Linked DNA regions of Mus musculus: region 2 is linked to region 1. Evidence: chromatin loops called from intact Hi-C (ENCODE). Cell type or tissue: gastrocnemius. All regions are shown on one strand. Links, peaks and the distances in the headings refer to the core of each region. The heading gives the core; the rest is flanking DNA.

Region 1 (10,684 bases), core at 953-8,952:
GGCAGCAGTGAGCCCAGCAATGCTCCTGTCTCTCCCCCCCTCTCCTACTGCAGTGCTGGGCTAGGGACCACACTTTGAGACGTCAACTCCGGTTCCCATACTTACATAATAACTGCTTAACTACTGAGGTGTCTCTCCTGTTCCAAGATGATATAATTTTAAGGATATAAAATAACCATCTGAGATGTTTTAGTGCATGAGTATACTCAGTGAATGATAACTGATATTGGTAATACTCTTTTGTAGCATTCCTAGCTTTCTATATTGTCTTAAAATGTTTGTGTGTGTGAACATGTAGATGGGCCCCATCTTCAAGTGTTATGTCTTATATGCCGCTCACCTTGTTTGAGGCAGCATCGCTCACTGAGACCTCGGGGTTTGTGAGTAGGCTGGCCCAGGTGCCTCAGCGATCCTCTTGCCTCAGGTCCCGATGCTTTAGCACGTGAGCTGTCTTCCCACCCTGCCCCTCTTTAGTTTTAGCCATGCAGCCCACATTGGCCTCCAAATGCACTGCCTCTGCGGCTATACAAGTCTTCCTTATGTAACTGCAGTGCAGCCTGACTCGCATCTTAGGGTCCAGACCTATTGGGTGACTTTCTAATGTGGCCGCAATACTGGCCGCTCAGGCATGGGCTCCTCCCTGAGTCTAGCTCACTGTCACTCAGCCTGACCTGTGGAAACTACTCCAGCAGCCACAGTCAGATTCAACCACTCTTGGGTTCCCCTGTCCTAACGACACAAGTGCCTGATGACTCCCTGTGTCCTCATGCTTGTCAAGTGTGGTCCTGCACTGTTGGCTGGTGCTGGTAGCTCTGCACTTCCTTCCTCCACCTCTACCTGACTGCTCCTTCCTCCAGCACACCACCATCATCCTTTCTGCTTTGGAGGGAGGTGCATAGCTAGCCAGTGGAGGAAGTGAGGCAGGGACATTAGAGAACAGGCAGTTTCCACAGCCAGGGGGCGTGTGGCTCACTGCTGAACTGTGTCTGTCCACAGTCAATGTGACATGTCTCAGTCCCTACAGACCCCTCTCCACGGTCAGGGTGGTATGTGTCGGTCCTTACTGAATCCCGAAGAATGTGACAGCAATGCTGACAGGCATGTTCTTAGCACTGACTCATTTTCATTCAGGTTTGCATAGACAAGTCGTTAGTGAAATAAGTTGTGTTCACTAGACTGGCATGCACCACCTGTGTTTAGGGATGTTATTTGCCAAGTTTTATGTTAAAAAGTCAGTAGGTTGGGGTTAGAGAAGTGGCTCAATCAAGAGAACTTTCTGCTCTTCTGGAGGACTAGGGTTCAATTCCCAGCACCCATATGCTGTCTCACAACCATCTATAACTTCAGTTTCAGGGGATCTGATGCCCTCTTCTGGCCTCCATGAGTACCAGGCATACATGCGTTGCACAAACACACATGCAGGCAAAAACATATATACATTAAATAATTAAACATATCTTTTAAAAATCAGAAATGCCCTTTAGTATCTTAAGATCTGTAACATATATTCTTGGTGCTCAGTTTTGAGTCTTGGAAGCAGTGACCTGTGGTAACAATAGCTTCATATAAATAATCCCTAATAGTGCAAGTGCATTGGCATAATGGAAGCCTGTGAGTATCTCAGGTACAAATACCAATCCACCCTTTATTATATAAGGCCTAGTAAATAAGATACAAAGAAGAAAAATATAAAAGGTTAAGTATGGTGTTGGTATTTAAAAGCTTCTAGTTAATGGTCCTCTATTAAATGAAAGCTAAAACAGTTACTAGACTTCAGGGGAAGAAGTCCCACACAGACTACAAATATGTGACACACAGGGAAGACATGTAAACAATGAGAAGACATCTTAAAGCTTTGGATAACTCTGATGTAATTAGGTTGATTCTCTTTTGACAGGCATGTTTTGGTTGGCTTGTTAGAATGCTTCGGGAGAGTTCTGAGCAAAAGGAAATGGGGAAGTTTGTAGCTCCTCCTGACATATTAGAGGCCTCACCAGGAGTCCTTACCACCTGCTCCCCCCCCCCCCCGCCCCCCAATCCTGGACTTGAGCTTCACATCTTCATAGCTTCTTTCGTTTCAGACCCGGTTTTCATGTATGCATTCTGCTTGCCCTGTCTGTTTGAAAATGTGTGTTAGATAGAAGGTCAAAAGAAATGTCCCCTTACCTCTAAGGCCACCACCAGCCAGCCACTCATGTCTCCAGGAGGGGCCAGACCTCTAGGTCTTTCTTTGCTGTCAACTTGGGATGTGGCCTTGGATTTGGATGTGGCCAGGTCACGGAAAGACTCTGAGCTTCAGTGTTGTTATCTGTCAAAGAGTAATAATGAGCCCTTTAACCATAGTGTTAAAAAAGTTCCTAGAGCCTCATAAAATCAGAGTTAATATTTTCTCTTGTATTAGGTAGGTTAAAATTAAATGCTGCTTTGGGCTGGGCATGATACATGCCTGTTATACCAACAGTTTGTGAAGCTCAGTCAGGATGATTAAAGGTCAGACTAGAACTCCAACATTCACACACACACACACACACACACAGAGAGAGAGAGAGAGAGAGAGAGAGAGAGAGAGAGAGAGAGAGAGAGAGAGACACACATAGAGACTGTTTGAGACAGTGAGACATTCCGAGAGACAGAGAGACAGAAAGAGACAGAGAGAGACAGAGACAGACAGACAGACGGACAGAGACTGCTTCAGCCGTGACCTTTCTCACTGTTAATCTTTCCAGTGCTTTGCATTCTATACAGTAAACTCCAAATTTGGTTCCAACAACAAACTGCCTTGTCTTCCATATGAAGTAGAATGGAGTCTTACTCATTCGCCGTTCTTTTCCACTCTGTCTTCTTTCATTCTTGTTTTGTTTTGTTGTTGGAACCCAACTGGCCTGGGTGTCAAGCCATCTAGGAAGGAGTTACAGGAGTTCGTAGATTAGATGTGGGGAATGTTGTGGCAGGAATCTGTGATCTTGGGAACATAGTGACATCATGGTCAGAAGCTAGGGCTGTTGGGAAGAGAGCTGATTTTAGGAAAGACGATAGGGAATTTTCAGTTCGAGTAGGATATGTATAGGAAGTTGCCAGAACAATTTGAGTATGTCACAGTACACTGAAAATGTTGGCTTTCTTTGTGGCTGAAGTCATGATTTGGAGCAGACTCTTCCTTGTGTTTGTAGCACCCAGGAAAGGGGTTGACGGGGTACGGTGACGACAAGGGGTGTGTAGTATACAGAGAGAGCCCTGAGTGAGTGAGTATGTGCTTTGACACAGGCGCAGCCATGACTCAGACTCATGAGTCTCAGGGTCAGAGAGTTGGCACAGCCTTCTCCAGGGGACTTGAGTTCAAGTGTCGATGATGTGTGTGGAAAAGGTCCACAATAGCTTTCTCCTCTGGATGGTTAAGGCCTGAAGACTGCTCGCCTGCAAAGACTGCTCCAACTGAGATTGCTAACTGTGTCTCCTTGGTCGGGTGCAGACCATGGGCCCTACCTCCTTGCTTCTCTGTAATAACCTCACCTCGTTGCTCATCTGAAGGCAGGAACCTCACCTCTGTTCAACTCCAGATACTAAACACAATGATCTTCTGGGGAGCTGAGGTTTCTCCATCAGAGATCCCAGACCATCTGACCCCAGGTGTCCATCTATCTGTCTTTTCCTCATTCCCTTACCACCCCAATCAGGTTCCAGTCCCTGGAGCTGTGCAAGGACATGGCAGGGTTATGTGGCATGTAGCTGTGGTGTTGAGTGTGTAATGACTTAGGCTCTGGAGTAAGGTCCTGTGGGTCTGACTTCCAGTTCTCAAGTGCTGTCTGTGTGTTTCAGTTGAGCAAGCAGCCTCCCATGGAAGGTGGAGTGAGTGAGAGTCACTGGAGGTTGGCTATTTGGGGTGTTTTAGTCACAGCCCTGCTGCATCAGATTCCCTGCATAAGTAGTTCTGATAGTTGATGAAGAATGTTGAATGCAGTTAACAGTGTGGGCACCCCTTAGTAGAATAGTAATTTCTAATGCCAATTGTATTAGCATCTACCAAAATAACCTTAAGGGGGAATGGCAGTCAACAGGTGTGTTGGATAATACATGATAATAGTATTATATACTATCTTGTATTCATGAATTAGTCAGCATCCATAAGATGGAATTTTTGCACAAAAGAGGAATAAAACTCAGGCCATCTATATCTGCCTATCTATCTATCTATCTATCTATCTATCTATCTATCTATCTATCTATCTATCTATCTATCTATCAGTCATCTGTCCAGTCTATCCATCTATCTGGTTTTTCCAGGCTGGGCTTCTCTTTGTAGCCCCGGCTGGCCTTGAACTCCAAGATCTGCCTGCTTCTGCCTCCCAAGTGCTAGGATTAAAGGCGTGTACACCACTGCCCGGCTGCAATATTTTATAGTAATACAATCAGTGCTACTCAAGCATGGTGGTCTGTGCTTGTAGTTCCTGCTCAGCTACTCAGGAGGCTGAAATGGAAGGATGGCTTGATTTCACAAGTTCAAGACCCACCTTACTTATATAGTAAAACTTTGTTAAAAAGCGGTTTAATTTAGAGAAGCAAATAAAATGTATATATAAGTTTATTTATGATAAAGTTTCTGATTAACTTTTTTTTGATCGAGATCTCAAATCTCTTCTTTAAATCAGAATTTTTAGGGCTTTCAAAAAAGATTAATTTTAAAATTTATTTTATTTATGTTGTGTTTTGCTTGTTTGAGTCTCACAGTCATATGCAGGAGTCAGTGGAGGTCGAATCCCAGGCAATGGCTTGTCCTCTGGGAATAGGTCCTCAGTACAGTTAGCCACGCGGCGGCCATCTCTCCAGCCCCTCTGTGGAAGTTTGATTTGGACTCTTGCCCCTTTTACTTCTCCAAGTAGCTCATACAAATATAAGAATTCTTGAGAGGTTTCGGAGCCGGCCTGTGGACGCATATGGAACTGTAGCTTCACTTTTCTGCTGTGTAAATGTCGTGGCACTAAGACCCAGAAACTCTTTGCTGTGGTGGCTGGAGCTGGGCTGGCTGTGCTCGCACTGAAGGGAAGGAAGTCATTAGTGCAGACCGAGCTGTGGAGTTAGGTTCTTGCAGGATTTCCTTCCAGCCTTTCCCCACTTAGGTTCTTGGGAATTAAGAAAAAAAAAATCTAAACACACAAACCAAGTTTTCCTATTTACTAGGTTCAGGGAAGGTGGACATTTCGGAAGGGCAGATCCGATCCCAAGTTGTCTAAGAAGCAGAAAACTGCGCAAAGAAGCTCTGATTACAGATCTTTGGAATTTTCTTTGCTAAATTTTTACAAACGAGAAATACACCCAGAATTTTGGGAATTGCTCCAGGCTGCGTGTGAGGGTTTGATTGCTTGTCTAATCTTTTTCTTTTTTGGAGAAGAGGAGAATTCGCCAAGAGGGGCTTGGATGGCAGGAGCCCGGCCGGGTTTCTGTGGCAGCTTCTGCCGTGGGTCTCTGCTCTGAGGGGTCTGCGGCCCATCCCAGAGCTCCTGCCTGGAGCCTTTTCGCAGGCGCGGGTCGGGGAACATGCCCCGCTCCGGCCCGGGCGCGCCTCTGGCCGCCGGGACGTCCTAGCCCCGTGGGAGAGTGTGGTGGCCGCGGCACTTCGCGCTGAACCGAAGACGAAGACTGTCTGTCCTATCGGGGAAAGAACGAGGGGGTGCAAGGAGGCAGCATGACTTGCAGTCGCCGCCGCCCTGCGTCTGCCCCCAGCCCCCAGCCCACCTCTTGATGTGTCCCGGGTCGGCTGTACAAATATGATGAAATGGCAGCCCCGGAAGAAGGTGAGTGCGGCGACGGCGGCGGTGGGGCTGATGGGGAGGGGGCCCCGCGGGACCCCGGGGCCATCCGGGTCCGTGCGCCCATCGCCCGCCAAGTTCTCGCCTCCGGGCGCGCGCGGCCCGGCGGGGTGACAGCTGAGACTCAGCCCCGCGTGCTGGCCCGGAGCCGCGGCGCGCCCGCCCCGCTTAGGCCCGCAGGTGGGCGTCGGAGCGCCCCCTGCCCCGCGGGGACCGGCGTCCCGGCCGCTGGCAGCCGCTTCCCCTGGGCCCCGCTGGGGGGCGGGCAGCCCCGGAGCGAGCGCCGAGCGGCTCCCCGCGACGGCCGAGCCTCGGGCGCCGGGGCTGCGGCGGGGAGGCTGCGGGGACCTGCGGCCGCGTGGGCGAGTGCGGGCGCGCCGGCCATTGTGCGCCGCGTGTGTGCATCGATCGTGGGCAAGGGGGAGGGGGTACTTTGCTTTTTGCAAGATTATTTCCTAATATGGCTCCTTTGTTGAGAACCGGAGGAAAAAACATGCAGTGGTTCTATCAAAATAAATTGCTATTGGTCCCCGAAATAACGTTTCTAAATGTGGGACCGGTCCCTTCCTTGGGACACCGAGGGAGAAAGACAGCTTTCTTCAAGTTCTTGGCAGCCCGTGTTTTTGGCCAGGGTTCTCCTTTGCAAACTTGCCTGACTGCCACTCTTAGGTTAACCCAGCGGTTTACGGCATAGCGGGACTTTCCCTTCAATACCTCATTTGGCCATGGTTTTTATTGACATTCTTCTGAAGGAAAACACAGCGAGCTGAATGTGCCGTGCCCCTCCCCAGCCGTGACCTGTCTCTGCTAGCAGCTGTCTGGTGTTTCACTCAACTAGCTAAACTGGTTCTTTCTTTGTGCCGTGATGTGAGATGTCGGGTTTGACATCAGAACTGAAATAGAAATCATGTGTGAAGTACTGAGACGACACGGCGCTGGCTTGACTGCCAGGGAGCCGAGGAAACCGCGCTTCATTATAGGCCGGCGAATGCAAAGGTTTTCTTTGGTATCTAATTGATTCGATTTTATCCAGTGGCAGTTGTTTCTACCTCAGCCCAAAGCCACAATCACTCACATATTTGTTCGGTTCTCATCATAGGGCTTCCTTCAATGAGACTGATATAAAAGTGTATGCTGCCCCCTCCTCCCATGAGAACACAGGAAAACCCCATATAATCAAACATCTTAAACAGATGCTGCATAGACCTACAATCTTCTACATTTGTGCAATCATCAAGAGTAGTTTAGAGATCTCTGCAAACAGTGCATCCACAAATGCCTGCTTTTTCTATTTTACTCAACATGTAGTAACTCATACGGTTATGTCACTGAAAACCCCTCTGGGCACTGGGATTGCTCGAACCACGGAAGTATTATTCTTGGCAGCCAGGTGGATTTCTGGACTCTGGAAGATTCTGTTTCAAGTGTTAAGATTCACTGCAGTATTTACTCATGCCGTGACGTTTAGATGGCTATACCAGAGATTGTGTCTATTTTCTGTATTCACAGTCACAAGGCATCATGGTATGAGGATCCAGATATCAGTCTGGAGAGCTCATAGAGGCCGAGCTGTCCGACTGTGTGTGATTATTTGTTGGTGGCTTGAGAGCAGTTCTTGTACACTGAACGTGAAAGCTACTCTGGGAAAGATGCTATTCACTCCAGCAGGCATCACCGAGCCTTCAGCAGACTCCGTTTATTTTCTTAGTCATTCCAGAATACTCAAATGATCATACATACCACTGCCACGATCTCTGGCTGCGTCTGTTAACACATTTGTGGTGGTATAGTCACACGTCAGGTGGTTTACCAAACGGATCCATACAGACTATTCACACCCCACATAGAGAGTGGTGCTGTACTGTGTGGTCTGAATGGAGCTAGGGAGAACACCCACAAATTGTACTGCCCAACTGGACTTTAGGGCTGGGGCTGATTGGTGGCTGGGTATCTTGAGGGTCTTGTCCGCCACTTCTAGTTTGGGCTTTTTTGAATTCTGGGTTTCTGGGTTCACTGGTAACTGAGTAACTATCATTTCCTGATTTCTTTGTTTCTAACTGAACATGGAACTGGGGGCACATTGACTGAAGGGGAATTATCTCCTCCGATTTACACTATTAATTTGATAGATTAAATACTCAAGACAAAGTTTATGAATGTGTGAGTATGCAGTATTCTACTAGGGTCTGATTATCTTCTCACAAAGGAGCCTCCCAACATGGTTCATCAGGTCCACGCCAGGCCATGCCATGTCACTCCAACCTACACCACAGGCCAGGATGAGTCTCAGTGGGACTTCCAAACCTAATAGATCTCTCACTGAGAGTTGAGCAGTTTTCCCCAAAGCAAGATGCATAGGTCCACTTATCTCCAGACTCATCACATTTTATGTATTAAATACAAGCAGGTTTTTCTTTGCCGGTCACACTCTAATTAATTGTCTTAATTAAAAATGTAGGATTCTGAATAGTTGCTCTGGCTTTGTGGCTGAAATGATATTTTACATCATTCAGGTAGCACCCAGCATTTTTTTTTTTTTAGGCACCTGCTGTGTGCCAGGCACCTCTGTTTAGTCTGCATTTGTTCAGTTCTTATCTAGTAAGGAAAGGGTGTGTTACTTGAATTTCACAAATAAGGGGACTGGTGTAGAAAAGGGATTCGACTCACTGGGGTGACAGTGTGTGTGTGTGTGTGTGTGTGTGTGTGTGTGTGTGTGTGTGTTTGTGTGTGTGTGTATGTGTGTGTGTGGTGTCAGATCAGGATGGAGGCAGGTCTTACTTGAATTTTCCTCTTCCACTTCAAGGACCATTACCAGGATGCTGCCTCCATCCCTCACCCCCTCCCTCTTGGAGGAGCACAGAGATTTAAGCTACCTGGGAATTGTAAGCATTTACAGTCTCTGCCACAGACTATAAATAGATTCTGGCTTTTGGGGCTGACTTCATTTTGTTGGCTGGGATCTTTTCTTTCTCCTTGTAAATTTAGGTGTTTATCTGGCCTCTTTGTAGAGTTGTAGCTCCTTAAGTTCAGGGACCATATCTCTTTTGTTTTCAAGAATAATGCAGTTGCTCAAAAAGTGCTTATTTTATGTAAGAGTAAGTAGCTCCCGCTGTGTCCTTACACTCTATTCTTCAGTCCATTCCTAGGTTTGACTCTGGTGGCTTATTTAAGTGCCCCAGAATATCTTGTCATTGGCTTCCAACCTTTACAGACAACATCAGAAAGGGGGCAGCCATTCTCCACAAAATCTCCCTGGTAGTCATGATTAAGACAGACACGTTTAAGATGAGGTACCAGGCTTAGTACCTGAACTCGCTCCAGTATTGTGCTTGCTTGGTTTATGCAACCTAATTGGCCTTGCAGAATGCCCTGTGCCCTGTTCTTATTTATTTATTTATTTATTTATTTATTTATTTATTTATTATTGTTTTTATCTTGTATTTGCCGAGGTGATAGTAATCAAAATGCCAGTCTCGGAGGAATATGTTTATTTACCACTCTGAAGAGATTTCTGCTTTCCAAATCCAAGGATTAGTGTTAGATAGCACTGTGTCAATAAGACTCCAGCATGAAGGTCGGGAAGCCCCTCTGATTGCATTTCTCCATTGCTTGTCTAATGTTATTTTACTGTTCATGCATGATAAACGATTATTAATAGGAATGTGTCACATAAGCTACATTAATTATGTAATTTGAGAGTCTTATGATGTGTTTATCTTGTTATAGTCGGCACCTTAATAAAATACGAATCTGGCTTTACTTATCTGGTTTATTTAAGCACACAGAGTAATGAGCTTCATTGTGACATTTCCGTTCCTCTTCTGGTATGTTGTTCTTATTTGCTTTCTCCTCTGCCTTCTTCCAGTCAGTACCTTGCTTCTTAGGACTTCTCTGAAGGGGCTCCCCTGGAAAGCTCGTGGGAAGGATCACACCCTGTAGATCTGTGTCTTGCAACGACATAACTTTTATAAGAATATGTCACAGACCCTTCCCTACTCTTTCTCTGTGATGAAATATTTAATTTTGGAGTATAATGTTAATTTCAAATTTTAATGCAGTCATGCTTTATACTTAGTGTTTTAGCATTTATTACCTAGTGCGATCTTTTGAGTGGGCATGGCCCCATCGATTAGTCTGTTTGAATACTTGGCCCACAGGGAGTGTCGCTATTAGGAGGCGTGGCCTTGTTGTAGTGGGTATGGTCTTTTTGGATGAAGTGTGTCACTCTGGGGGTGGCCTTTGAGACCCCTCTCCTAGCTGCCTGAGAGAGTCAGTCTTCTAGTGGTCTTCAGATCAGGATGTAGCATTCACAGGTCCTTTGCCAGCACCATGTCTGCCTGTATGCTGCCATGCTCCCCGCCATGATGATTATGGGCTGGACCTCTGAAAAATTTAAATCAGCCCCAGTTAAATGTTTTCCTTTGTAAAAGTTGCCACAGTCCTGGTGTCTCTTCCTAGTCACTTCTGAATTCTTTACAGTTGCTATCACGGCTATTCATCTTGGGACCCGACTTGTTTAGTGGTGTCAGGTCACGTTGGAATCTCCTGTGGATCTCCTTTCATGGTCCCTGCAGCCTGGAGACCCAGGCTCTGATGCTGGCAGCTCCCTTGACTTGTGTTCCTGGGAGTCATCCAATCTCTTATGTCTGTCCTCATAGAGTTTATCACCCTGGATCTATTGTAAATGGCATCCTAATGATTTTCCTTTTTGTAGCCTCTTTTCTCTGTGGTTTCTTCTTCATATCCCTTTCAAGTAATTGCCGATAAGACAAATATATGCTTACAGTACAGGCCTTGTTAAAGTCCTGACCTCCATCCATGCTCTGGGGGAGGCTGGCGGTGGAGTAAGCACGTCCTGAGCCAGGCAGGGTCAGGATAAA
Region 2 (10,684 bases), core at 1,748-9,747, 210 kb after region 1:
TACAGCAAATGAAGAAAAGATTACATGGGTGAGTGTTGGTGCAGTTGGAGCTGCAGAAAGCTGTGGTACAGTAGCTGGCATGGCACCCCCCCTGTCCTCTCCCCCCCCCCAGAGGCCAACACTGTCTCAGTGGCACGTTGCCTTGTGACCTCACTGCTGCCTCGGCCAGGGTCCAACTGCTACACCTGAAATTGCATCTGCTCACACTCCTTTGTTGGAACACATGTGTTGAGAAAGGCAACTTAAAATAGTTCACTTTGCAAACACACCACTCACAAGCACTGTAAGAAAATGGTCCCAGCCCCTGTTAGCAGGAACTGACTGCTACCTCAGAAAGCAAAGAAAACAGGGAAACACATCACTCATGTCTCTGAAATATTAATAAAAGACAGAACACATCTGATAAAGGAAGGCCCCTCCTCTATAGGGGTGGCACTGCAGCACGGCCGCCCTTTAGCCAGAGGCCCCGTGACCAGGATCACTCCTTCATGTTCCAGAGGTGGAAGCAACATGAAGAGAGGGGGCCACATGTCAATTGGCTGCAGGCAGGCACGTAATGAAGCAGAGGAGGGAAGCATGCATGCTTCTAAGCTTGAGAATAAAGGGAAGAGAAGGCCTAGTATTACCTTCCTTTTATATATCTGCAAAAACGTCTTAGAGACCAACGCTCAAGTCTGGCTGCACGCACCCAGTAGGAGGTGGGAAGCCCATAGCCTCTCCTTTGATGCTCTGGTTTTCCATCTGCTCTGTGCCTGTGTACTATACTAGCACAGAGTCGTTTTCAACTAAAACCTCTGATTTCAGTCTGGTTTTTTTTTCCCCCTGTGGTGGGATTGAACTTGAGGCCTTGCACCTGCTAAGCGAGTGTTCTACTGCCGAGCTACACCGCTGGTCCCATTAAGACCTTGAAGATTTGACATAGATGGCTGGTGGGCAGTGTGTGGGGTCGTGGCAGGTAGTCCTTCCCTGTCCTGAGAGGCCGTTGCTCAGAGACTCCGGAAGGTAAAGGAAAGCTGGAGTCCCATGAGCAGGAGAGGCATGGGCCAGCCAAGCAGGGCTGCCGTTCCGGGGTGTTGACTGGATTCCTCCTCTGATTATGATCCAGGTCTAAGCCACAAGTCACCTGAGGGAGTAGGATAGGACAGTGGAGGGTCCTGGCTCCCGGGATTATAAGTCATGGTGGGAAGTAACCCCCTCAGTGCCTGCCATTGGCTTTGGGAGAGTGACATGCAGAGGCACAGAGCGTCTTGCATGTGGGTTCTCGAGCGAGCGAGCACCGGGTGCTCTGGGCACAGGGCCACAGGGGTCCTCCAGCACCCCATGCTGATCATTCCTCCTCAGTCGCAGGGGCTAGGGGTACTAACAGGGCTGCAGTAACAGTGAATGTTAGGGATTTCAGTTGAAAGCTACAGGAAGCACTGCCTGTTTCTGTGGGGTCGACTTCAGCAGCCCCTGCTTAGGAAGCCATTGTCTTTCATTTGCAGTTCGCTGTGGGATGTGCTTTCTATCAGTTCTGTGCGGCTCTGTGGCCTCCTGAGAGGAAGACCTCTCAGAGCTCGATTGAGGGTTCCAGACAAGCTCTGAGGTTTTAGCTGCAGAAACAAGCCAAAGCTGTTTTTTTCTGGCGTGTTCTCACTTCCCTGCCTTGCCTTTCCTTTCCAGGCAGCATCATCAGCGCTGAGCAGCCTGGGTCATGTGTACACCGCCATCGGCGACTACCCCAATGCGCTGGCCAGTCACAAGCAGTGCGTCCTCCTGGCCAAGCAGTCCAAAGATGACCTTTCTGAAGCCCGAGAACTCGGGAACATGGGAGCTGTGTACATCGCCATGGGTGACTTTGAGAACGCCGTGCAGTGCCACGAACAGCACCTGCGGATCGCCAAGGACCTGGGGAGCAAGCGCGAGGAGGCCCGCGCCTACAGCAACCTGGGCAGCGCCTACCACTACCGGAGGAACTTTGACAAGGCCATGTCCTACCACAACTGTGTGCTGGAGCTGGCACAGGAGCTGATGGAGAAGCCCATCGAGATGCGAGCCTACGCTGGCTTGGGCCATGCAGCCAGGTGCATGCAGGACCTGGAGAGGGCAAAACAGTACCACGAGCAGCAGCTGGGCATTGCAGAGGACCTCAAGGACCGGGCAGCAGAGGGCCGTGCATCCTCCAATTTGGGTAAGGGCATGCCGCTGTGACGCTGGGCCAGCAGCCTAGGCTGCAGATGGCTGGAGTAGGCACTGTCTTTTTTGGGAGTTTGTGTGTTTTTGCTCTAAAGAATTCATTGTGTATCTTTCCTTCAGCCATACCCCCTGAATCTGCCTACTGCAAAGCACATTGTCTCTTCTGTGCTCTGAGAAAGAAAACCCTGCAGTGAAGGGAGACACACACACACACACACACACACACACACACACACCAGTGCGTACACACACACACACACACACACACCAGTGCGTACACACACACACATTCACACACAGACACACACATACACTCACACATACACACAGATGCTCACATACACACACACAGACACACTCACACACACACACACACACACACACGTGTGCACACACACACACACCAGTGCGTACACACACACACATTCACACACAGACACACACATACATTCACACATACACACAGATGCTCACATACACACACACAGACACACTCACACACACAGACATACACACACACACACACAGCACATCCAGAGAGTAGAGCACCTGTGTAACAGAGAGAGGAGCTCGGGGTGACAGGAAGCTGTGAGAGATTTAAGGGCCTGCAGAAAATACAACAGGGACGACTTTAGTTGGTGAATTAGTCCACAGTGTGTCTTTCCCCTCATAATTACGTGTATTCAGAAATAATGTTGATAGTCTTTGTATGAATGCAAAATCATTTTGTGAAAGACCTGCAATGAAGACGTGCCAACAGTTGGTTTGGAATTCAAATGCTGTCAGGACATTTTAATGTGAGGGCTGGCAAGAGGCCCGTGAGTAACTGGAAACTAGGCACTTTTGTGAAGCCTGTGACATGAGATACACTTGTGCTTGGAAGTGTAGGTGGGGTTCATTAGGTGGGAGGAGGGGTAAGAAGGTGGCCACACTGGTACCTGTGTGAGCTTCAGAGGCCACAGGAGCATCCCCATCTCCACTAACGCCATGTTAGCATGCCCCTGCCTTCCCCTCCACCTCAGCTGCTGCTAACAGCAGTCCTTGTAAAACCCATGCTGTGGCCGTATGCTGTAGAGGCCTGCACCTTCTCAGGTGGGTCTAATGAGGGCCTTGAGACCAGAACAAGAGTCTAGGCTTGCAGGAGGACACAGCGTTGACATCTACTGAGTCCACACCTGAGAACTGTTCCCTTGAGCCACACACACCCCTGGCCTGTATTTTTGTTGGGGCTATATTCCTAGTTATCATTGGCTGTATACAACTTGTGGGCCCCAGGTTCGTCGTGTCTGGAAAAGTCTGACAAGAGTCGAACTAACAAGTTCCTGGCTGTCTGTGTTCATTCTATCAGTGATCGGTATCTACTGACACCTTACTGTGTGATTAGTCCTGTGTAATTAATTTGTTTAAAGGATGGCGGCACTCCCATAAGCTTTGTGTGTTTGAAGAGCTAATAATATAGTTCGAAAACAATGTGCAGGCAGGGCATCAGCGCTTGTCTACTTGCCTCTGTGGCTCTGCCTCTTTTCATATCTTACACTAGTTTATAGACTACATCATGCATTCATATATGTGTGTGTGTGCGTATGTATATATATATATATATATATATATATATATATATATATATACTTATTATATCCTGTTTATAGTCCATAAAAGGCCACATACTGATGTGTTGCCATGAAACTCCTAGGAGGGCAAGCCTGAGGGTAGGACACCCTGGGAAGCATATTCACAAAGTTTATACCCAGGCAGAACATCCCCAGAGTTGAAATTTGGCCCAAAATGGAGCGGCGTTTGTGGTGAAGAGGATGTGAAAGAAAAGATGGGTTGCCGCAGGTTGGTGGGTCTGAGGGGTTTAGCATCAGTGCCTGGCCAGAGGATGGGGGCAGAATAGCATGCAGGCTGGTCATGGCTGTGCTTGAGAGCAGAAGCCTGGAAGTAATGACATGAGGGAGTAAGGAGAGGTGTGCAGCAGGGAAGAGGCCCCATCCTTAGTGGAGGAGGCTGTGTGTCTTGACTAGGCAGATTTTCCTTTCACATTGTGTTAGCTTTGGGAAGTTGTGTTTTCCAGATCATCTGAGTCATTCGATCCAAGATCCAAAGTCCTTGGTAACTTCTTTGTCATTCTTGTAACACTGGATGGCTATGTGGGGCTGTGTCCGCTTTACCACTCATACGGAGTCAGGCTATACCCATTCCTCATATGCAGACGGTTTTCTAGATCATTCTGATTGGAAATTTACCAATGTCTACAAGGCGCACTCTGCTGTAGTTAGTCCTTTGGCTGTGCATATCTGCTCTTCCATTTGTTTCTGCTGCACCTTGTATAATATTCTTCTCCCTCCTCACCTGAGTCCTTCTTGCTTTAGCTACCCAAGCTCAGAACTTAGACCTGTGGCTATGTCCCCTCTTGTCAGGGCAGTCACGTGAAGGTCTTACATGGCCTGTGAACAGTGCTCTGTCCACATCATGATTTCTATATTATGTTTCCACTTTCACTGAACTGGAAAACATTTAAGATCATTTGTGATTGTTCTTTGGACCATTTGTTTAATTTTAAACTATTTGGGGTAGGTAGAGCTTAGTGGTCAGTCATTTGTCAAGTATGCACAAGGTCCACCGTTTAATTCCTAGCGCTATATAGAAAAAGAAATTCAATAATCAAAGCACTATGCTGGGGATGTGACTCGGTGGGTGAGCGCTTGGTGAGCAGCATGGGTGTAGTCGTGCAAGCCTGTCACCCCAGAGCCAGGAGGTCGGATGTGCAGAGAACAGATCCCAGGGGCTTGGCAGGTTTCTAGTCCTACTCATGAACGGCTAACACGGGGGTGGGGGTGGGGGTCTGACGGATGCCTGGATTGGTCTCTGAATCCCTAATGGCCCATATGAGATGGCAGGAAACCTGGCGCTTTCTTGTATGTGGTGTGCATAGAATCCAGAGGTTGACATTGGGTGTTCTCATTGCCGTCTTACAAGTAGAGGCAGGCTCTCTGGCTGAACCCAGAACTCACTGATCTGATCTGGTTCCTCTAGCTAGCCTGCCTCTGTCTCCCAAGCATGGGGCAGTGGGCGTGGGGGAATAAAGGGAATGGGAGACAACCCATGTCCCACCAGAGTTCCAGTGCTCTGGGCAGGCAGATGTGGAGGACTGCCGAGCGCTCTCCATACGGCCCCTGGTGGGTGTCTGGCTGTGTGAAGCCACTGACCCCAGTTCATGGGGAGGGGGGTGGACAGTGGACAGTCGCTGGACACCTCAGAAGAACTGAGAACAAAGTGGGGGCCTGGGGGCAGCTCCGTCAGCTCTGGGGCCGAAGGGAGGAGAGGGCAGGGGCAGAGGGGGCACTGGGTGGTTCCCACACAGTCTGGTCTGGTCCGTGACTGGAGCGCAGGAAGGCCCTCTAGCGGGAGGTTAGACAAAGCTCTTTAGGGGAAAGCCTATTCCATCGTTCAAGTACGGCATGCCTTGATGAGCAGAGAGAGTCTATGGTTTTAGAGCTTTATCGTAGAAAGGCAGAGAGAAAGAGAGAAGGTAGAAAAGGAGAGGTCGTCCATGGCCATGTAGAGAGAAGGGTGAAGGGGGGAGGAGAGGAGAAGGAGAGCTAGAAATGAGAGTAAGAAAGGTAAGAGCTAAAGAGAGAAAGGAGGGGCCAAGCAGCCCCTTTTATAATGGGCTGGGCTATCTTGCAGTAGCAGGATAACTGTGGGGAGGAGCACACCTGGCTATTGTCAGCTAACTGTGAGGGTGGAGTCTAGCCAGACTGCCAGGAGCTTGGGACATTGTCTGTGTGATCTATAGTTACAGGACCGTGGAGCTGGGGGCTCAGTGGTGTCAGGCGCCTATGTCTGGGAATGTGGCTCACTGTTCTGTCCCTTGTAGAGTTTCCTACTGGGTCTCCAGAGCAAGCCCCGCTCAACCAAAACAGGCTGTCTTTCACGGTCCCACACCTGAGCACTGGGCCAATGCCTCTGGCAGGCTGCCGCAGGTAACGAGAGCTCACATGGTCAGTGGGGATTCAAACTCCAGCCCTCACACTTGTGCCCTAAACATTTTGTCCACTTGTCTGTCTCTTTGGCCCTGACTTGGTAAATTTTGATGTGTGTGTGTGTGTGTGTGTGTGTGTGTGTGTATTGACAAAATTTTCCAAACCTATGAATAAAGAAAGAAGATGAAAAACAGGAAGAGAACCGTGGTCCAGATCTCCTAGATACAAAGCATAATGAATGGGTCAAGATATCAAAATAGCTAAAAATTCCTTACATTTGATGGAATCTTAGATAAAATGACACACACGATAAATAATCTGATAGATGCAGATTCAAAAACTGGAAGAAAGAAAATTTAAAGTAAGCCACATCTGGACATATTATAATACAGCTGCTTCAACCGTCCTTGCGGGAGAGAAATCTCAGAAGCAGTCGAGGAAATAAAACGGTGTTTCCACCGAGTATTTATCAGAAACAAAGGAGGGACAACTAACAGGGTTGTGGGGTTAAGACAAGGTCTTACTCTTTAACCTTGGCTGGTCCTGAACTCATTACAGAGACCAGGCTGACCTCAAACTCATAGAGATCCTCCTGCCTCTGTCTCTGCCTCCCAAGTGCTCGGATTAAAGGGGTGCTAAAAGAAATAGTAAAATCTGCCTCAACCCAGCGAGACTATTCCTCCAGAACGAAGGTGAGCTGTGTACGTGTGCCTATAATCCCAGTACCCAGCAGGCAAGGCTCACCCAGGACTTCAGAGCAAATCCTGTCTCTAACTCAAATTAAAAGGAATGAAGGCAAACGCCATGTACTTCAGGTGTACCACTGTGAAGAGCTCATCACTGGCGGAGAACCGTAAGAAATATTGAATAAAGTCTTTTGGACAGACAGAAAATGATACCATATGGAGGCTCGGGTATTTAGGAGAGAAAGAGAGCACCAGAAATGGTAAATACATTGATAAACAAGACATTGTTTTCCTCTTAAGTAATTAAGGTGGCTGTTTAAAACAAAAATATAATACCATATTTAAGAATAACGCAGGTACAGTAATAGTGTGGCAGCTGCAGCAAGGGATACAGCAGGTGGGAGCAGATGCATCTGCCAGGTATACTTGGATCTCACAGGGAACGCACGCTCTAGTGTTAGCTCAACGTAGACTCCAAACTGTGAGGAACTCCCAAGAAAAACACTGAAAAGGGATACAGCTACCAAGCAAGCAAGCAGAGGAGACAAACCAGGAAGCAAGGCCAAAGAAGGGTGGCCCAAAACCCGACAGCTGAATGGTAATATTAAATATTAAAAGAAACAGCCACAAAGAAGGGCTAGAGAGAGGGCTCAGTAGTTAAGAGCACCGGGTGCTCCTGCAGAGGACTTGGGTTCAGTTTCCCAGCATCCATGTGGTGGCTCACAATCTCAAACTCCAGTTCCAGGGGACCAGACACCCTCTTCTGGCTTTCATGGGTACCAGGCACACACATGGTGTGCAGACACACATACAGGCAAAACACTCATGTGTATAAAATAGAACAATTTTTAAAAATAAAAACAGAAGAAAAATCATTGCTTAATTCTGTGTCATTTGCACCTGACACATTAAATAAGATAGATAGATAGATAGATAGATAGATAGATAGATAGATAGATAGATAGATAGGAACCACAGAAATACCAAAGGAAGGTACATACCAAAGGAGTGGGCATGTTACTGTCAGATAATAGACTTTAGAAGAGAGGTGTATCACCTGTGATAAAAAGAGCCAAAGGAGAGTTAGTGTCCATGGAGACCAGTTTGTGTCTCATCAGCTCACAGGGAAACTGCACACTAGAGACCTGTCCTGGGAGGTCACCCACATTACCACAGCCAGTGTGCACTCGTTATATCAAAACAAGTAAAGGCAACTCAAGGAAAGAGAGCGGAATTTTGGGGGGGGGGAGGGTGGTGGTGGGGGTTCGAGACAGGGTTTCTCTGTGTAGCCCTGGCTGTCCTGGAACTCACTCTGTAGACCAGGCTGGCCTCAAACTTAGAAATCCGTCTCCCTCTGCCTCCCAAGTGCTGGGATTAAAGGTGTAAAGCGTGTGCTACCACGGCTGGCTTGAGATCAGATGTTTTATGATGTTAACTGTAGATTATTTCCCTGTATAATTAAATGATTTGCTGAGGGGTATCAGGTAGGGACTTGGCAGACTCTCTCTCTCTCTCTCTCTCTCTCTCTCTCTCTCTCTCTCTCTCTCTCTCTCTCTGTGTGTGTGTGTGTGTCTGTGTCTGTGTTAGCCTGTGGAGGAGCCCTAGAATAGTTTAGTTTGCAGGGACTTGTCGTTTTTCTCCCCACAGGGTCTGTGGGCAGCACCAGTTCTCCAGAGCAATAGCAAATGTCTGTAGTTCTCAGAGTTAGCAGCCAGAAAGGTCATCCGTCGTGATATCCTTTTGTTATTGAACCTTGCTCATACAGATGTGGCTGGCCATGTTCATGGGGGACCTCCGTTTATACCATATGACCCCAAATCCCCAAGATTAACCACACTGGCCGCAGAGCCACGATGCTCCCTTGGGCAAGCATCCCAGCTGTGCCCAGAGACCTAGACCCAACTGTTTCCTGCAGAAGAGAACTTTACAATGCATATTGTATTTTTTAGGTTTAGAATTTTCATTTGTTTTTTGTTTTTGTTTTGTTTTGTTTTTCTTTAGCCTTTCAGGTTTCAGGACTATGATTTTAGGTGTTCATTTGTGCTGCGTATTTTTTCCATTGACATAGCCGAGTCTAGATTTGGTGTGTGCTTTTAAAGCCTTGACAGCTATATCCATGTGAGTCGTCTTGAGGTTAGGCCCTATTGATTGCTTTTGTTTCCTTCTTCTTCAGTTTGGTGGATATCCTCATACTGTGAGGTTTAAAGTGTATAATTCACTGGTTTTAGTGTAGCCGTGGCTGTTAGTTGATTACCTATCATTTTTAGTATCAGCACACTCTATGCAGTAACTAACACTGGAATATATCACACTGTGGGGGTGATCTGCAGAAGAGCTGCCTCCTGACATATCTATCTTGGTAACTCAGGTGTGATGGCGTTGCTCTCCCAGGCAGCTGACTTGGCTGCAGTCGGCCTCTTCCTATTGGTGGGTGTCAGGGGAAGCCTTTCTCTGCAGCTTTGATATTCAGAGACTGTCACAGTTAGGAATTCTCCTGCTAGGCAAAACACCATGACCAAAGGAAACTTAGGGAGGGAAGGGTTATCTCATCTTATGGCCTGTGGTCCCTCATCCAGGGAAGTCTGGGCTGGAACCCGGAGGCAGGAACTGAAGCAGAGGCTGTGGAGGAGCACTGCCCGCTGGCTTGCTCCTGCTCTCCAGCACTCATGGTACATTCGGCTATATCCTCCATTGTCTCCACCCCTGTGTGGTAACCAAAGCAGCTTGGGCTGAGAGGAAAGGCTGCTGCCCCGCTGCTGGAAGTCCCTACTCATTTTTAACCTCAACAATTTGGCTTTTCCCCTTCCCCCTCCCTGGGGCTCACCAGCAGTCTCCTCAGGCAGAGCCGGGAGCCTTTGAGGTTCTGATTTGACTCACATGGCAGCCACTGAAGACCCCCAACCCTGTTCTGTGCAGAATGCTGTCTATCCTTCTTGACTGCTCTTTGTGCAGATTAAAGGTTTTTGTTTTTAAGTTGCAAAAGTGAGGTAAACTTCTGTGGAAAAAGTTTTCACAAAATTGAATAAAATAGGAAAAAGGACACTGCCCACTCGTGTGACTTATCTGCCCCACACCCAGCATTAGCCACTGTTAGTGGCCTGGTAGAACCTTTCAGAATGCTTACCACATGCACAGACACAGACCTCTGTGGGTGAAGTCTCAGTGGCTGCACCCTGTCCCATGTGTGGAGTGGGGTCACATCACAGTCCTGTCCCCCACCCCCACCCCACCCCTGGCTCCCTTCACTCAGCTTCTCTCCCTAGCCTCTCCATCTCCGTGTCACGGTGGCTCCCTTCCCTCCAGGTGGGGATCCTTGTCTCATTTCTGACCTTTGTCTGTTTCTGTTTATCACCCCTAACCCTTGACTCCTGATTTCTGCACACCGCTTTCAACTCTCTTCTTTCTTACCTTCCCTCTGTTTCCCGAGTCGGGATGCCCCACGCCTCTCACCCATGCCTCTCACCCCGCACGGATGCTCAGTATCAAACATGAACCCTGGCTTTCCGACAGTGACCGCTCAGGCTTTGCTGAGCTGCTGCTGACGGCCCCCCTTGTAGCCCTGTACACCAGCACAGAGGCTGATGTCACCAAGTGCTGTGTGACCGGTACTTAAGCAGTTTGAGTGAGTTCTCACACAGCTGCGTTGCTGTTAAGACCCTGAAATCAGTTCCACTGGGCTCAAGGCAAGTCCATCTTGTAGTGGCCCAGGCTTCTTGGCCTTTCCCTCCTTCTGCTGGCCACCCCCACATCCCTCTGAAGTGCAGTAGCCACTACAGTGCCTGACTGACTCTGAAACCACACTGTCCTCTGTCCTGCCCCAGACCCACAGCTTCCTTC

What was found. A loop is a pair of places that touch in the nucleus more often than their neighbours do. Peaks named below come from ENCODE experiments on the same cell type or tissue, not always from the same donor. Only the 100,000 strongest peaks of a DNase experiment are listed, where the experiment ranks them.
Region 2: a loop joins it to region 1, with 1.8 times the contacts of the local background. A loop is called at or near these places in 3 of 42 quality-filtered maps.

The regions. Positions count from the first base shown.
Region 1 is chr5:110,973,617-110,984,300 of GRCm38, forward strand. All of the region lies in intron 2 of Ttc28 (tetratricopeptide repeat domain 28), which reads left to right. Among named protein-coding and RNA genes, the nearest start is that of Mir701, 25 kb to the right of the region's middle. In gastrocnemius, for the core only: CTCF peaks have their summits at 4,923 and 6,041; DNase peaks (open chromatin) are centred at 4,986, 5,589, 5,893 and 6,451; H3K4me3 peaks cover 3,000 bases; H3K27ac peaks cover 3,146 bases.
Region 2 is chr5:111,181,262-111,191,945 of GRCm38, forward strand. It overlaps Ttc28 (tetratricopeptide repeat domain 28), which reads left to right. Exons shown (of 23, transcript NM_001267622.1): 6 at 1,663-2,170. Among named protein-coding and RNA genes, the nearest start is that of Gm35628, 48 kb to the right of the region's middle. In gastrocnemius, for the core only: CTCF peaks have their summits at 5,585 and 9,482; a DNase peak (open chromatin) is centred at 5,489.